3 separate regions of the Homo sapiens genome follow, and regions 1 and 2 are each linked to region 3. The links are chromatin loops, found by intact Hi-C in ENCODE. Cell type or tissue: IMR-90. All regions are shown on one strand.

The links. Hi-C counts contacts between places; a loop is a spot of excess contacts. Peaks named below come from ENCODE experiments on the same cell type or tissue, not always from the same donor. Only the 100,000 strongest peaks of a DNase experiment are listed, where the experiment ranks them.
Region 1: it touches region 3 in a loop (2.5-fold over the local background); 2 of 110 quality-filtered maps call a loop at or near these places.
Region 2: a loop joins it to region 3, with 7 times the contacts of the local background. A loop is called at or near these places in 10 of 110 quality-filtered maps.

What each region holds. Positions count from the first base shown.
Region 1 is chr3:138,238,277-138,243,276 of GRCh38, reverse strand. ARMC8 (armadillo repeat containing 8) reads right to left here. Exons shown (of 22, transcript NM_001363941.2): 10 at 3,749-3,809; 11 at 1,294-1,494. Among named protein-coding and RNA genes, the nearest start is that of ARMC8, 53 kb to the right of the region's middle. In IMR-90, no CTCF peak of the experiment used is centred here; a DNase peak (open chromatin) is centred at 1,996.
Region 2 is chr3:138,173,012-138,178,011 of GRCh38, reverse strand. DBR1 (debranching RNA lariats 1) reads left to right here and starts at 3,091. Exons shown (of 8, transcript NM_016216.4): 1 at 3,091-3,413; 2 at 4,386-4,510. The coding sequence starts at 3,217. RefSeq lists an enhancer at 3,176-3,385. In IMR-90, no CTCF peak of the experiment used is centred here; a DNase peak (open chromatin) is centred at 3,091; H3K4me3 peaks cover 1,205 bases; H3K27ac peaks cover 592 bases.
Region 3 is chr3:138,066,352-138,071,351 of GRCh38, reverse strand. DZIP1L (DAZ interacting zinc finger protein 1 like) reads left to right here. Exons shown (of 16, transcript NM_173543.3): 13 at 2,985-3,201; 14 at 3,652-3,821. Among named protein-coding and RNA genes, the nearest start is that of DZIP1L, 47 kb to the left of the region's middle. RefSeq lists enhancers at 124-625, 4,584-4,633. In IMR-90, a CTCF peak has its summit at 2,591 (motif pointing left); DNase peaks (open chromatin) are centred at 2,571 and 4,171; H3K27ac peaks cover 268 bases.

The sequences.
Region 1 (5,000 bases), 170 kb before region 3:
TTACAGTTTTACTCTGATGGAAATGAAATGGAAAAACTAACAGAAGGGATAATCTACGTACTAGTTAAATGATTTGCATATGCATAGGCTACATGTTCTTAAAATTGTTTCCTTACTCTCATGGCCATCAAAACATTTTATTTGCCTTCCTGGGGTGGTCAACTCAGGGCGTTCATGAGGCAGTAGCTAAGGGTTGCTCATGTATCTTTGTATTGGTAAGATACAGTGTCAGTGTGAAAAAATGACCAGAAGGAAAACAGACAAGGCAACTGGTTAAATGTATGTAACCCATCACTTCTACTGGAAAAACACCACTACTGAAAGAAGAGCAGACACATAAGTTTAATACCCAGAGAGTAGAGTACATTACTAATACAAATACCAGTGAAGGTTATTTTAGGCCCTTCTTAAGACAGAGTAAAGATATACCCTTAATAGTTTGCTTTATTTTCAAAGTTAAAAGCCAAATGAACAACTGCCTACCAAATGAGGTTTTTTGAAACTCAAAAGCATGAGGGAGAGGTCAAAAGGAGAATAGTTACCATTGGAACCACTGGCATGAAAAATACAGTTACATTCATGAAACAGTACTGGCTACTAATTAAGAGGCAATGTTCTCTCTACCATGACCTCCTTGAATAAACTTTCTCTTACAGAATGTTCATCTCCTATGCTTAAAGAAATGGATAGGGCAAACAGGCTGAGATGCAACAAGTCAAAATAAATACCGATCTATTCTAAGGAACTTAGGTTTTCAGAAAAAGCACAATTTGGCCTTTTTGGTCCCAAATTCAAGATTAAATGATGCTTTAGCTGTCACTAGCAGGCCCAAAGCACAGTATGAAACTGGGAAAAAGAGAAGATAGGGAAAGGTAACAAAATAGACTGTGGTGGAAAGTAACATGGGACAACTTAGTCTCCTGTAACAAAAAGATTACTCCTGACCTAAAGAATGAGAATGTAACAACAGAGATGATTCCATGACCAAGAATAAGATTATACGGTTATGTCAATACCCAGCTTGGAGAATCCACTACTTTTGAGGTTTAGTTGGGGAGTTAGGATGCAATTTTCTTTATTGCTTATCTGCTCAGTAAAAACTTTCTGACAATAAACATTAAACAACTTGGATTCAAAAATTCACAAAGCAATATTATCTATGTTACCAAAGATAAAAGAACCTTTATTTAAAAGGGCTTTAAGCTGTAGTTATCAATTGGTTCAAAACTGTGAACAGTAAGAAAAACTTTAGAAAAATCTCCCTTGAGCTGCTAAAAAAGGAAAATAACATACCCTTTTAATATCAGTGATGGCACTCACTGAGCTGGGATACTTGAAATAATCAGCAAGCATGGCAATGAGGTGATCAGTTATGCTAGCGATTCTCTGTAGCTCAACATCTGGTTCAATCAGATAGGCAAGTGTCTCAGCTCCTTCAACTCTCTCCTCTAGTAATCTCTCCTTACTGCACATTCGAACCAAACAAGGTAATGTCTGAAAGGTAGTGAGATTAATTATTTGCTTTTTGGTAAAGGTAAAAGCTTAAGCATATAGTGACTGAATCAACTCAATAGCTTTTATCAGGAGTAATGTTTATGATCATATATTTCCTTTACTGACTTCTAGAGAATAAAAGATTTTTTTAAAATGCAAAAACAAGCAAAATTCAGTACACATTAATAATTTGTACTGGCACATTAAACTCTATTCGTACGTCAAAGTATATTAATACAAATTCTAATTAGGCTTTTGGGACCGATAAGACAAGTTTTATTGTACAACTTTGTAAAAGACATTTAAGAATCCCTAACAAATCATGTCTGATGGTTCTGCCCTATCTATCTATTTATTTACCTAAAAAAGACCCAGCAGTTTAATCAGGAATGATTTTGCCTTAGGAAAAGTATGCTATCTCTTCCTTAGTGAGTAATATCGTTTATTTTTTGGTTTGGGGAGTCATACCTACAGTTGCCAAAACAAAATACAGCTTTAAAACTGCAGTGATCTTACCATTACTCAGATTCCACCAGTTCTACTATAATGCAACTGAAATGTATCACAGTTGCTAGGTTTTCCCAGTAACTTGCTGGAATTAGCAGTGGTATCCATGAGTCCAATTTTACTTCTGAGGTCCCTCAAAAATCTTGGCAATGGTTTGGTAACTTATCTACATTAGGTTCTCAATAAAAATATTACAGACATTTACTATTTCTTTTTCTTTTTTTTTGAGACGGAGTCTCGCTCTGTCGCCCAGGCTGGAGTGCAATGGCACGATCTCGGCTCACTGCAACCTCTGCCTCCTGGATTCAAGCAATTCTCCTGCCTCAGCCTTCTGAGTAGCTGGAATTACAGGCACCCACCACCACTCCTGGCTAATTTTTTATTTTTAGTAGAGATGGGGATTCACCAGGTTGGCCAGGCTGGTCTCGAACGACATTTACTATTTCTAAGCCTGACGGATCCACTTGAAAGGACAATGTGGAAGTATAAATTGAAATGTTATCATTATAGAAAGTCTTCCTCAAATACTGCAGGCAACTGTGCTTTGCTCTTTTATATATAATAAGTTCCTATTATATCTTTTACCACAGAGCTTAGCACTTCATCGTTCACTACTAATTTCCTATTAGGCTAGTAGAAGCTTTATAATTCAACCCTAGGTTTCCAAGGGGAAGGCCCTATTCTTTTTTCCCTAACATTACTAGTTACTAATATTTATTGATACCATAAATTCATGAATTATGTAATCTAATGCTCATGACTACTATGTGAAGAATATACTACTAACATTTTACCAATGCAGAAAAAGAGGAAGGTTAGAGAAGTAAATAAATCAAGATAAATGCTATGGAAGTCCGTGGCACTCTATGAAGAGTTGTTTACTTAGGGAGTGTTCAGATCTCATTAAATTAATTCTCTTCCCCAAAGACTAAAGCAAATATTAGTCTTCTTTGTGCTCTTTTATCCTTGGGATCACCTTTTGAACAATGATAATGTGAGATCTCATATTTATAAAATGACACATCATCAATTTACTTATACTTAATTTTTTATAGCTAATAAGACATTTTAATGTATTTAATATATTGTTATCCTCACAATAACCCTGTGCATAGATGAGCAGGAATTATTGCTTCAATTTTCATAATCTGGAGTCCGAGGCATCAAAAGAATAAAGGATGTACAGTCAGAGGTGGGAGTGCTAAAACCAGAATCCAGGTTTTAGGACTTTTAGGGCTGGTCTTTTCTCCAGGTTTTTCTAAATTCAAGTTGTATATGACATATCACAATGACAATGCTTGTTTTCATGTGTTATCTACTTATTCTCTTTCATTATGCCTTTTGATTATCAGCTATGAGAATGATATAAAGTCTTTTTCTGCAAAAGTGGCAAATCGTCTGCCTCTAAAACTGTAGTACAAATTTAATGACAATCAAGAACGAAATATATTTTCTGTTTCACCTGAATTGTACACTTTTACAATTTCCACATCCTCCTAATTACCATAAAATGAAAGGCTGTGACAATGAAATAATTATTTCACGCTGACTTTCGAAACACATCTAAAATCAATTTTTAAAAACTATATGACATCCACTGAAAAGAAAGCATGGTCTTTCAATATTATTCTACGCCATGCACATATATCATAATGATAAATGTGTAAAATGAAATATGAGTATCAATACTGATATTTAACACATAACTGGATAATTTTCACATTTTAAAGATAATTAATTAGCTTACCTTTAATACAATACAGTTATCATCTGTCCGAATTGCTCCAGCTCTACACATGTAAGTTAAACTGGAATAAGACAGCAGAAAATAAGTTTTTGCTTGGAGTTTAAAGCTTTAAATGAAAAATTATTTGCCTTTAAGATTTTATTAAAAAATCGAAAACCAAATAATATCACTTATCTTGAGAGTGAAGATTTTGACAATTCGCTTTTCGGAGGTTCAGTCAATTTAATAGTCAAAGAAAACTAACTGACAAATACAGATGGTAAGCCAGATATTTAAAAAAACAAAATGAAACAAAAACCTACCAAATAGTTTTAAAAATAAATAACCTAATGATGGACACATTTTGAGGCTAGGTGCTGGGCACATGTTGTATTCTTTATACTTCAGAATTTTCCATAATAAAAAGGGAAAAATGTTCAAAATGAAACATAAGATGAACACATTATCTCAGTTTAAATGAAGTTGGAATATTCTAACTCCAAATGCAGTAGAAGTATCACAGAAGAGGCATTTAACTTGTAACACAGCTATCCATCAGAAATGAACTATTCAGAGGTTAACAGCAGGGGCTTTGGGAACGAGTCAATAATTTGGTTCTACTGAAAAACAATTATAAGCTGCCTTTGAATAAGAATATAATTAATTTTTATTCCCCAGGCAGGCGCTGAACATTAAGCGCTTCAGAAATTTAAATTAATGAATTTCCTTTTTGATTACATTCCTTTAGCAAGATGGGGGAAAAAAATTAAAACATCTCACGTTGGCTTCTACCGAAAGTTATAAACAGGTAAAATCATTTTACTTATATTGTAGACGGCTGAAATATTTGTAGTTGTTATTATCTTGAGGCTTGTTACCATATTGTTTTTCTGAAACCATTTACTTTAGAACATTACCTTACTGACAGAGGCAAATGCTCAGTTTTAAAGACAAAAAGCAAAAAATGATACAAACAAATAAAAACCAAACAATTCACGATACATGAGTAATTCATTGAAAATGCCAAATTCTCACCAAAATGTTAGAACCACAGCTTAAATACTAAGATTAAACTTAGCACAGAACCCTACACAAGTGCTCAACACACCCATTCATGTATTGATAATTACAGAACATGCACTGAATGCTTACATGAGCCAGAAATTGTGCTAATAAAAACTCTGCAGCTGGGCACAGTAGCTCATGCCTGTAATCCCAGCACTTTGGGAGGCCGAGGCAGGTGGATCACGAGGTCAGGAGTTTGAGACCAGCC
Region 2 (5,000 bases), 110 kb before region 3:
GGAGGGAGATAGTTTTTAAATCCTTGGTGGGTTTTAAAGTTTTATTTAAAAATAATTATTTTGGGGTGTCAAAATTTTTTTAAATTCTGATTCACTTTCAGGCAATTGTCTTTGCCTTGAGAAGTTCGTCCTAAGGAATTCGCCATTTGCGCCTGCTTGCTCGTTTATCTTAGTTTAATTTTATCAAACTAAATTCCTACTATTGGGGATTCTATTTACTATCCTAATTTAGAATTTTATCATCCGTGAGACTGCTAGGACTCAAGGACCTGTAAAGATAGGTGAAGACAGACCAAGCCCAAGAATCCTCTTTTCTTCTCTCTTTTTTTTTTTTTTTTTTGAGACAGGGTCTTGCTCTGTCCCCCAGGCTGGAGTGCAGTGGTGCAATCTCCGCTCACTGCAGCCTCTGTCTTCCAGGTTCAAGCAATTCTCCTGCCTCAGCCTCCCCAGTAGCTGGTACTACAGGCATGTGCCACAACGCCCTGCTAATTTTTGTATTTTTGGAGAGATACATGTTGGCCAGGCTGGTCTCGAACTCCTGGCCTCAAGTGATCTGCAAGGTACGGAGAGCATCAGGAAAAATAGCTAATGTATGCTGGGTTTAATACCTAGGTGATAGGTTGATAGGCGCAGTAAATCATCATGGCACACGTTTACCTGTGTAACAAATCTGCATAACCTGCACATGTATCCTGGAATATATATATATATATATATATACACACACACACACAAACGAGATATTTATTTATTTATTTATTCTTTTTGAGACAGGGTCTCACTCTGTAGCCCAGGCTGGAGTGCAGCAGCGCAATCTCGGCTCACTGCAACCTCCGCCTCCCGAGTTCAAACGATTCTCCCGCCTCAGCCTCCCAAGTAGCTGGGATTACAGGCATGCGCCACCACCCCCAGCTAAGTTCTTTATTTTTAGTAGAGACAGGGTTTCACCATGTTGGCCAGGCTGCTCTCGAACTCCTGGCTTCAAGAGATCCATCCACCTTGGCCTCCCAAAGTGCTGGGACAACAGGTGGGAGTCACCGCGGCCAAAAAACGAGATTTTTAAACTAAGAATCCAATGAAACAGAAACAGACAATAGAATCAGCTCTGCAGATAAGTAAGATATTGGGCTTAGAAGACAGGCAACCTAAAATAACAATGATTAATATATGAGAGAAAGAGAGGAAAAGATGAAGGAAATAAATTAAAAGATAAAGAATCTCTTTAAACTATTGGCTTCACTGGAAAAGAATCCAATATAAATCCTAAAATTGAAAAGGACTATAATGTTAAAACATTAATAAATGAGTTTGTACATTGGACATAGAACAAAATAGGATTAGTAAACTAGAAGAGAGGTTATTAGAAACTATCCAAAATAAAACACTGATAAAAATGAGAACTATGGAATAGAAATAAAAGATAGGTAAAATACCATGGAAAAATTCCAAAGGAGTAGGAAAAGACAGAAAAAAAAGCAACATTTAAGTAGATACTGACCAAGAATATTCCAAAACTGAAAAAAGATACCAAGCTATAGATTCAGAAAGCATAAATGAGTAAAGTTCAAAAAAAAAACCACCTAGATATATTTTATTAAAATAGCTTTAAGGAGTAGGGAGAGAAAGTAGAGAAAGAGAAAACAGTAAATAGCAAAGAAAAAGACACATTACTGGCTGGGCGCGGTGGCTAACGCCTGTAATCCTAGCACTTCGGGAAGCCGAGGTGGGCGTATCACTTGAGGTCAGGAGTTCGAAACCAGCTTGGCCACCATGGTGAAACCCTGTCTCTACTAAAAATGCAAAAAATTAGCTGGGCATGGTGGTGTGCACCTGTAATCCCAGCTACTTGGGAGGCTGAGGCAGGAGAATCGCTTGAACTGGGGAGGCGGAGGTTGCAGTGAGCCGAGATCGTGCCACTGCCTCCAGCCTGGGCAACAGAGTGAGAGACCGTCTCAAAAAAACAAAAAACAAACAAACAAACAAAAAACCCACATTACTTTCAGTGAAAAAAAACCTTAAGTTTATAGGTGACTTCTCAGTAGAAGATAATGCAAGCCAGAAGATAATAGAATGCTATTTTTGAAATGCTTTGTAAAAAAAAAACCACACACACACACACACACACACACACACACACACACTGCTTAACTGGTATTCGGTACTCAGTAAACACACCCTTTATGAATTAAGGTGAAACAAAGACATCTCTTTCTTTCTTTTTCTTTTTTTTTTTTTTAGACGGAGTCTCACCCTGTCACCCAGGCTGGAGTGCAATGGCACGATCTCAGATCACTGCAACCTCTGCCTCCTGGGTTCAAGCGATTCTCCTGCCCCAGCCTCCCAAGTAGCTGGGATTACAGGTGTGCGCCACCACGCCCAGCTAATTTTTTGTATCTTTAGTAGAGACAGGGTTTCACCATGTTGGCCATGCTGGTCTCAAACTCCTGACCTCGTGAGCCGCCCGCCTCTGCCTCCCAAAGTGCTGGGATTACAGGTGTGAGCCAGCACACTGGCTTCTTTTCTTTTCTTCTCTCTCTCTTTCTCTTTTGTCTCTTTTTTTTTTTTTTAGACGGAGTCTCGCTCTGTCGCCCAAGCTGGAGTGCAGGGGCGCGATCTCAGGTCACTGCAACCTCCGTCTCCTGGGTTTGAGGGATTCTCCTGCCTCAGCCTCTGAAGTAGCTGTGATTACAGACGTGCGCTACTGCGCCCAGCTAATTTTTGTATTTTTAGTAGAGACAGGGTTTCACCATTTTCCCCAGAGTGGAAAGAAATTTTTAAACAAACAAATATCTAGAAAAAAATTAATCTGTCGTCGGCCTACACTAAACAAACAGGAAAACTTAAACTGAGCTCTTCAGACAGAAGAAAAATGATTCCAAAGAGAAAAATGGAAATCCAGGAAGAAAAGAGTAAGGATGGAAAGAGTACATTTGTGGATGTATATACAAAAAAATATTGACTGCATAAAACAATAATTAAAAAAAAAGAAAAAAGGAAAAAAAGAAAATAAGTTCCCTGGGATCCCAGAATTAGGTTTGACCTTCCCGGTCCCTCTCTCGCGAGATCTGGAAACCGGAAGTGAATTATTTTGCAGGAGTCTACACCCAGGCGGTGGCTATACTTATTAAAGTTGGCGGGAGCTGAGCGATCAGTCGGTCCTGGGCTGGCTGTGGTGTAGGGCGTTGCAGGCAGCGCTCACCTCCTCAGGCCGGCAGAATGCGGGTGGCTGTGGCTGGCTGCTGCCACGGCGAGCTGGATAAGATCTATGAGACGCTGGCGCTGGCAGAGCGGCGCGGCCCGGGGCCTGTCGACCTCTTGCTGTGCTGCGGCGACTTCCAGGCGGTGCGCAACGAGGCGGATCTACGCTGCATGGCCGTGCCGCCCAAGTATCGTCACATGCAAACCTTCTACAGGTGAGGACGCGGCCGGGCCCGGACTTGGCGGTGGGGGGGTGGGACTGGGTTCCCTCTGCCACTGGCTGCCTGTTTCCCTTAGATCCTGTCTTTGTTCTCTCTGTATCTCTAATTGGTGCCTAACTGAATACAGGGGTGAGGTAGTGGGAGGCGGGAAATGTATTCAGTTCGGTACTGTATTCAGTTAGGTACCAAATTATGTCAGTTTCACTAGCACCCTATCTCATTAGGTGCTTAGGAAATGTCACTTTCCTTCTTTCCATACACATCTTATCCATTTCAAAGGGTGTCGAAGCCTGGGAGGGGATAACCTGGAGGAAGAAGCTGACAGGTTTAGATAGCTACCTTGTACTTGATAGGACTCTGGAATTAGTTCATTCAATGATCCTGAAGTTTTTACTGGGCCCCTGCTATGTGCTTGTTGTGGTTCTAGAAGATGAGGTTATGGCAATGAACTCGAAACAGTTCTTGACTTAATTGAACGGGCACTGACTTGAGGCTCAAGGTGGAAGCTCTTCATTCCTAAGGGCAAGGATGGATACTGGGCAATTCCTTTTTTTTTTTTTTTTTTTTTTCTTGAGACAGAGTTTCGCTTTGTTGCCCAGGCTGGAGTGCAGTACCGCGATATTGACCCACTGCAACCTCCGTCTCCTGGGTTCAAGCGATTCTCCCACCTCAGCCTCCCGAGTAGCTGGGATTACACCCAGCTAATTTTTGCATTTTTAGTAGAGACGGGGTTTCACCACATTGGCCAGGTTGGTCTCGAACTCCTGACCTCAGGGGATCCGCCTGTGTCGGCCATCAAAAGTGCTGGGATTACAGGAGGGAGCCACCGCGCCCAGCCCCAGGCAATTCCTTTTGAAAGAGCTTTTTAACTTTTTATGATGAACTCAGTTTCTTTTTTTTTTTCGGAACTTATTTGCTTTTCTGCTATGCCTAATTGTGGTAACTGACTTTGCTCTTATGTTCTAGGTATTACTCTGGAGAGAAAAAGGCTCCAGTTCTCACGCTCTTCATTGGGGGAAACCATGAAGCCTCAAATCATTTGCAAGAGTTACCCTATGGTGGCTGGGTGGCACCAAACATTTATTATTTAGGTATGTGATTGTGTTTGTGGATACTTTTTTTTCCTGGGATGGAAGAGCTTATCAGGATTTGCGTTAGTTGGACTGTGTCTTGACATGTATGGTGTTTGGAGAATGTCATTAATTTAAATACTTAATCGTGAAAATTTAATTAAGATAGTTAATTATTAAATGGTTGATCATGAAAATATGCCCTTCATCTAGTGTTTTAAGCACTAGCTAATATAATTGCAAAGACCTCACACACTATTTGTAGTCCCTTCATTTTTTCTTACAATTTTTATTGAATTAAAGACCTTAAACTTTTATTAATAGAAATTCTTAAGCATACACAAAAGTAGAGAATAGTATGATGAATCTCAGTACCTGTTAACCAGCTTCAACGACTATTATATTGCAATCTCCTGGATTTTTTTTTTTTTTTTTGTGGGAAGAGATGACTAGAGTATTTAAAGCAAGTCCAACCGTTAGATTATTTCACTTATACATATTTCAGTACATG
Region 3 (5,000 bases):
TCCCTTAGCACCTTCATTCTGTTTGGCTTGTTGCGACCACAGTTGAGTGTCTCTTCAACAGAGAGCAGCCTATTCAGTTTCTGGCTCTACACACCAGGCATGCCAGCCTGGGGAGGCAGGCAGAGGCCCGGGAGCATTGAAGCTGCAGGTGGAGGCAAATATCAATTGAATGTAAACTTCTGCAGAGCTCAGATAGCCCCTGCTCTGGCCATGGGAGAGCATGAGAGACTGGGCCAGTTCTGCACGCAGATGAATTCTCAGAGCTCATAGTTGGTTCCTTGGGCCAGGTCATAGCTGCCACTTTACCATTTGTCCATGCTCTGGGGGTCATGACAAGAGAAGGCCCTGTGGTTCTGGTGGAACACGAAATTCTGTGGACCAGGACCCTTGAGTCTGTTCTTACGGAGCAAGTGTATTTGTGTTCCCAGGTTTGAGAGCCCCCTGTTTCCAGAGGGTTCCAAGAGGGTCTGGGCTGCTGTGGTGAGAGGCTCTGGGGAGGGCTTCAGTGGGTCTGGTCTGCTCATGCAGGTGCTGTCCTGCTCCTTTTACTTCGTCTCCTCAGTCAGGGACACATGTGGCCAGAAGGAGGCCAGTTCTGTATCTCCTGTGTCCAGGAAGAACCGATTTGAGCTCTTCATGCAAAAAAATTTTGCAGAGTATGGCCCACGTATCTCTGAGGATATGAGAGATGATTTTAGTTGCTACATCAACCAATCATTTTATAACTTATTTTTATTTTTCCTCATGTGAATTAGAAGAAAATAAGACTAACATAGCAATCCTGTGAGCTCATGGAAATTATTACTTGGACAAGTATCAAGCAGGTATTTTGTGCTTAAAAGCATTGTCATTTTGGCATGAAAATATGGTAAAAAAATGTATTGATGACCTGGGAAACTATAATATTTAGTTTAAACTTCTGGCCTTAAAATCTCTAAGGAAAGGACGGTTTTTATCTTGCATAGAAATCTCAGACAGAAGGGTATTTGTCCTGGTTGCCAATCTGCCTTTTATGCTCCAATTTAAACGTATATCCTTTTGCTCATTCAGTCAAATGTTCATTCATTCATTTGCCCACTCATTCATTTAGTACAGTACTTGCTGAGGTTGACTCTGTGCCAGGGCCTTCCACCTCACCTGGGAAATCAGCCAGGACCAGGTGATGTGATGGAGCCAAGCATGGGGGTGGTGGGAGCTCAGAGGAGGGAGGGGACAGGGACTTGGGGAGGATGAATGGAAAAACCCTCGGAATGCTGGCTTCCAAGAGAAAGCAAAGGTATCTTGCTCCTTCTAGGTGCTACGCCCCACCCACTCCCACACACCTTTGTTCCTGTAGTAAAAAAGCCAGGAGGGAGAGCCCCCTTCGCAGCCTTCCCTTTCCCTGGCCCTGGGGTTCTGCCTTCTCTGGAGATGTTACTGAGTTGTGAGATGAGCGCTGTGTTTTTGTGGCATTTTGTAGACCTTTCCTTCCAGCTCTGCACCTTTATTCTTTTCCTGGGTCCCACAAGTGCTGTCTTAATGCTCACCTCCCATTTCTGCTTGGACCCTGCCTCTTCTGTGGCCTGGGCAAGGCTGTGGGAAGTAGCGGTGAGGGCCCAAGATTAGGGCAGACAGACAACCTGGGTTTGTATTCACCACTTTCTTCCGTGGAGCTGAGGGCAAGCCTCTGTAGGGAAAATGATAGCCTCTGAAGATGCTCGGGGGCCAAGTGGTTGTATGTAAAGTGCTTTTCTTAGTATCTGGTACACAGTCATGGGAAGCTATTGTTATTTTCCCCCAGCAGGCTTGTCTTTGTCTTCCCCTTCTCTTCAGTTCACTCTTTCCTGGAAGCTCCACTTCTGAGTAGACACATTCACTGAGAGCAGTGCATAGCTGGCCCTTGAACAATGCAGGGGTCAGGGGCGCAAACCCCCCATGCAGTTGAAAATTTGCGTGTAACTTTTGACTGCCCCAAAACTTAACTACTCATAGCCTACTGTTGACCAGAAGTCTTACCGACAATATGGACTATTAACACACATTTTGTATGTTATATGAATTATAAGCTGTATTATTACAATAAAGTAAGCTAGAGAAAAGAACATGTTATTAAGAAAATCACAAGGAAGAGCAAATATGTTTACTATTCATTAAGGGGAAGTGGATCATCATAAAGGACTTCATCCTTGTTATCTTTGTGTTGAGTAGGCTGAAGAGGAGGAGGAAGAGGAGGGGTTGCTCTTGCTGTCTCACGGGTGGCAGAGTCGGAAGAAAATCCACGTATAAGTGGACCCATGGCTGTTCAACCCCACGTTGTTTCGGGGTCAACTGTATTTCAAACATTTTCTGATCTTGAATTACTGTAAGAAACTCATTTTACATTGTGACCCAATCCACACATGTCTGACTCCCTGTGATGCACTCTCTCTCTTCTCTTCCCATAAAAACTTGCTGATCCGGGACCGCTCTTGTGGCTATAGGTCTTGATGCAATTTGGAAAACAGAGGGGCTGTGTCCAATTGCCTGCCTTGGTACTGCCTTGCCCCAGACTGCATTTGGGAGGAGGTTTGAGTGGATCTTGATGGTTCATGCAGTCCTGCGGCGACCTCTGGTGGCAGTGGGGTCTTCCTGCAGGACTGCCTGCAGTGCAGCGGCTGTAGCGTGGGTTGGGGAGAGGGTAGCAGCCTTGGTGAAGTCCATCTAGGACTACTGAGCCCCTCTTCAGGCCCGCGGACTCCTGCTGGTCTTCAGTAATGACAACACGACCCTGGAGCACCCAGCTGCTCTCCTGGTCTCTGATGAAACTGTGGAACTGTGGTCCTAGCCTCGAATCTGGCCAGCAGAACACCTGATTTGGCAACAGTCATGAAATCTGCTGTGGTTATTACAGCACGGAGAGGGAGTAATTGTTCATTTCCAGGGTGTTGGAGCCACTTTCTCCCTCCTCTTAGGCTTGAGATCCAGCATGGGTGTACTCCAAAAATCATTCCTTTCTGTGTTTCCAGTCAAAAGCCAGCAGAGCACACTGGTCACCAGAGAGGCCCAGCCAAAGACCAGGACCCTGCAGGTGGCCTTGCCATCCACACCGGCAGAGCCACCCCCACCAACTCGTCAGAGCCATGGCAGCCATGGCTCCAGCCTGACCCAGGTGTCCGCCCCCGCTCCACGCCCCGGACTGCATGGACCCTCCAGCACCCCTCCTTCCTCGGGGCCCGGGATGAGGTGAGCCCCAGACTCTGCCCTCTCACCCCACCTGCAGTGGTGGCTCCTGGATTCAGGCAGTCCTGTTCTGGGCTCCCTCCAGGCTTCTGCAGATAGGAGGGGGGCAGACACATGTGAATAGAAGGTGCCTCAGGTGGGGTCCAGTCTGAGCTCTGGACTTGAGAACCTGTGCTCCCAGCCAAGACAAACCCACCCTCCCCTTACCCATGTCCTCCCCCAAACCCGTTCCCCCTCCAGAGGGGCTGGATCCTCAGATGGGCAGGGCTCTACTAAGGGAGATACTGGTGTGGCTGCTGCACTCCAGGGGTCTCCTGGCTGTCTTCTGGGCCTGAGGGAGGGAGCAGGGCTGGCCCTGAGCAAACCAAACCAGCTTGAAGCGTGGTGAAGTTTGGCTTTTGAAGTTTTCTTTCTGGCCCATGCATCCCTCATTTCTTCTCCTCCTCGTGGCAGCACGCCCCCGTTCAGTTCTGAAGAGGACTCAGAGGGAGACCGTGTGCAGCGTGTGTCTCTACAGCCCCCAAAAGTTCCTTCCAGGATGGTGCCCCGGCCCAAGGATGACTGGGACTGGTCTGACACAGAGACCTCGGAGGAGAATGCCCAGCCCCCTGGCCAGGGCTCAGGTGAGCTGGCACCTTTGGGTGAGTGGGCTGGGACCACCGGTGTAGCCCTTCTCCAGCCCAGATTTCTCAAGGCTCCAGAAACACCCTTTAGCTTCCTTTAGGCTTTCTTATTTGACATCTCTTTCTCTATTTGGCTTGGAAAGGATGGTCCTCCTTCGCCTCAGATATTTTTTTGTGGGATAGCAGAGATATCAGGAGAAAGCTAGAGTTTGAGCAAGGTTTAGTTTTACCCCTTGTTTTGTCATTAAATTGTTAACTGTGGGAGGTTGAAGGGAGCCATTCACCCCTTTTCTCCTCCATGTTCTTTCCAGTAGAGAGTAAACACTGTGGCCAGCTACGGGAGATCAAAGCCTCGCTCTAGTAGTGGTGACAGGGCCCAGGAATGCCTGAGGCATAGGCTTCCTGTTAGGGCTGGATTAGAGGAACAACCCGCACTTGAGGCCAAAGTGGGGGCCCCTCCAGCCTCCCCAAATCCAGATCCCAATCTTACTTGTGTGCAGGGCTGGGTTTGCAAAGAAGACCCTGAGTGTGCAGGCCCTTAAACAGGCAGCTGTAGGGTACACTCCAGCCAGGCTCCAACCCCAGCCACAGGGGCGGGGAGGGTCCGAGAGAAAGAGCTGGCACTGTCTTCTGGATCAGCGGCCCTCCTTCAGGTGCGCCGTGGCCCAGGGTGTGTTGTAGGCCCACCCCTCTGCTTGGCTTCTTCTGTGAGAGAGGGTAGTATGTGGGGAAGAAACTGGGAGGGTGTTTCTCCTATCCTTGTCCATCTCGGTGAGTAGAGCAGAAGTTCCTTCTTCTGTGGAAGCTCGAGGCGTGTGAGAGAAGGCTCTCCCCTCTATGTTGGTGTTGCTGGGTGCTCACCGCGTGCTCAGCTCTGTGTGGATCTCTTCGCACAAGTCTCCTCATTTACTCCTCACAGCACTGATGAGGGAAGGCTGAGCCACACACATCGTGACAGAAGTTGAAACTAAGCCTCATAGACATTATGACTGGCCCAAGACCACAGAACGATGTCATGGCAAGTTGAGATTCTGTATGATGTTTTTGAAGTTAATGTGTTAGAGTCACTGTTTATTTATTTACTTGTAAACCATTTTTCCCCCCAGAAAGAGCTGCCTTTAGCTGTGTTCCCAATGTTAAGAATATCCCCATAGTCTTTAATGCTGTTTGAGTTCATTA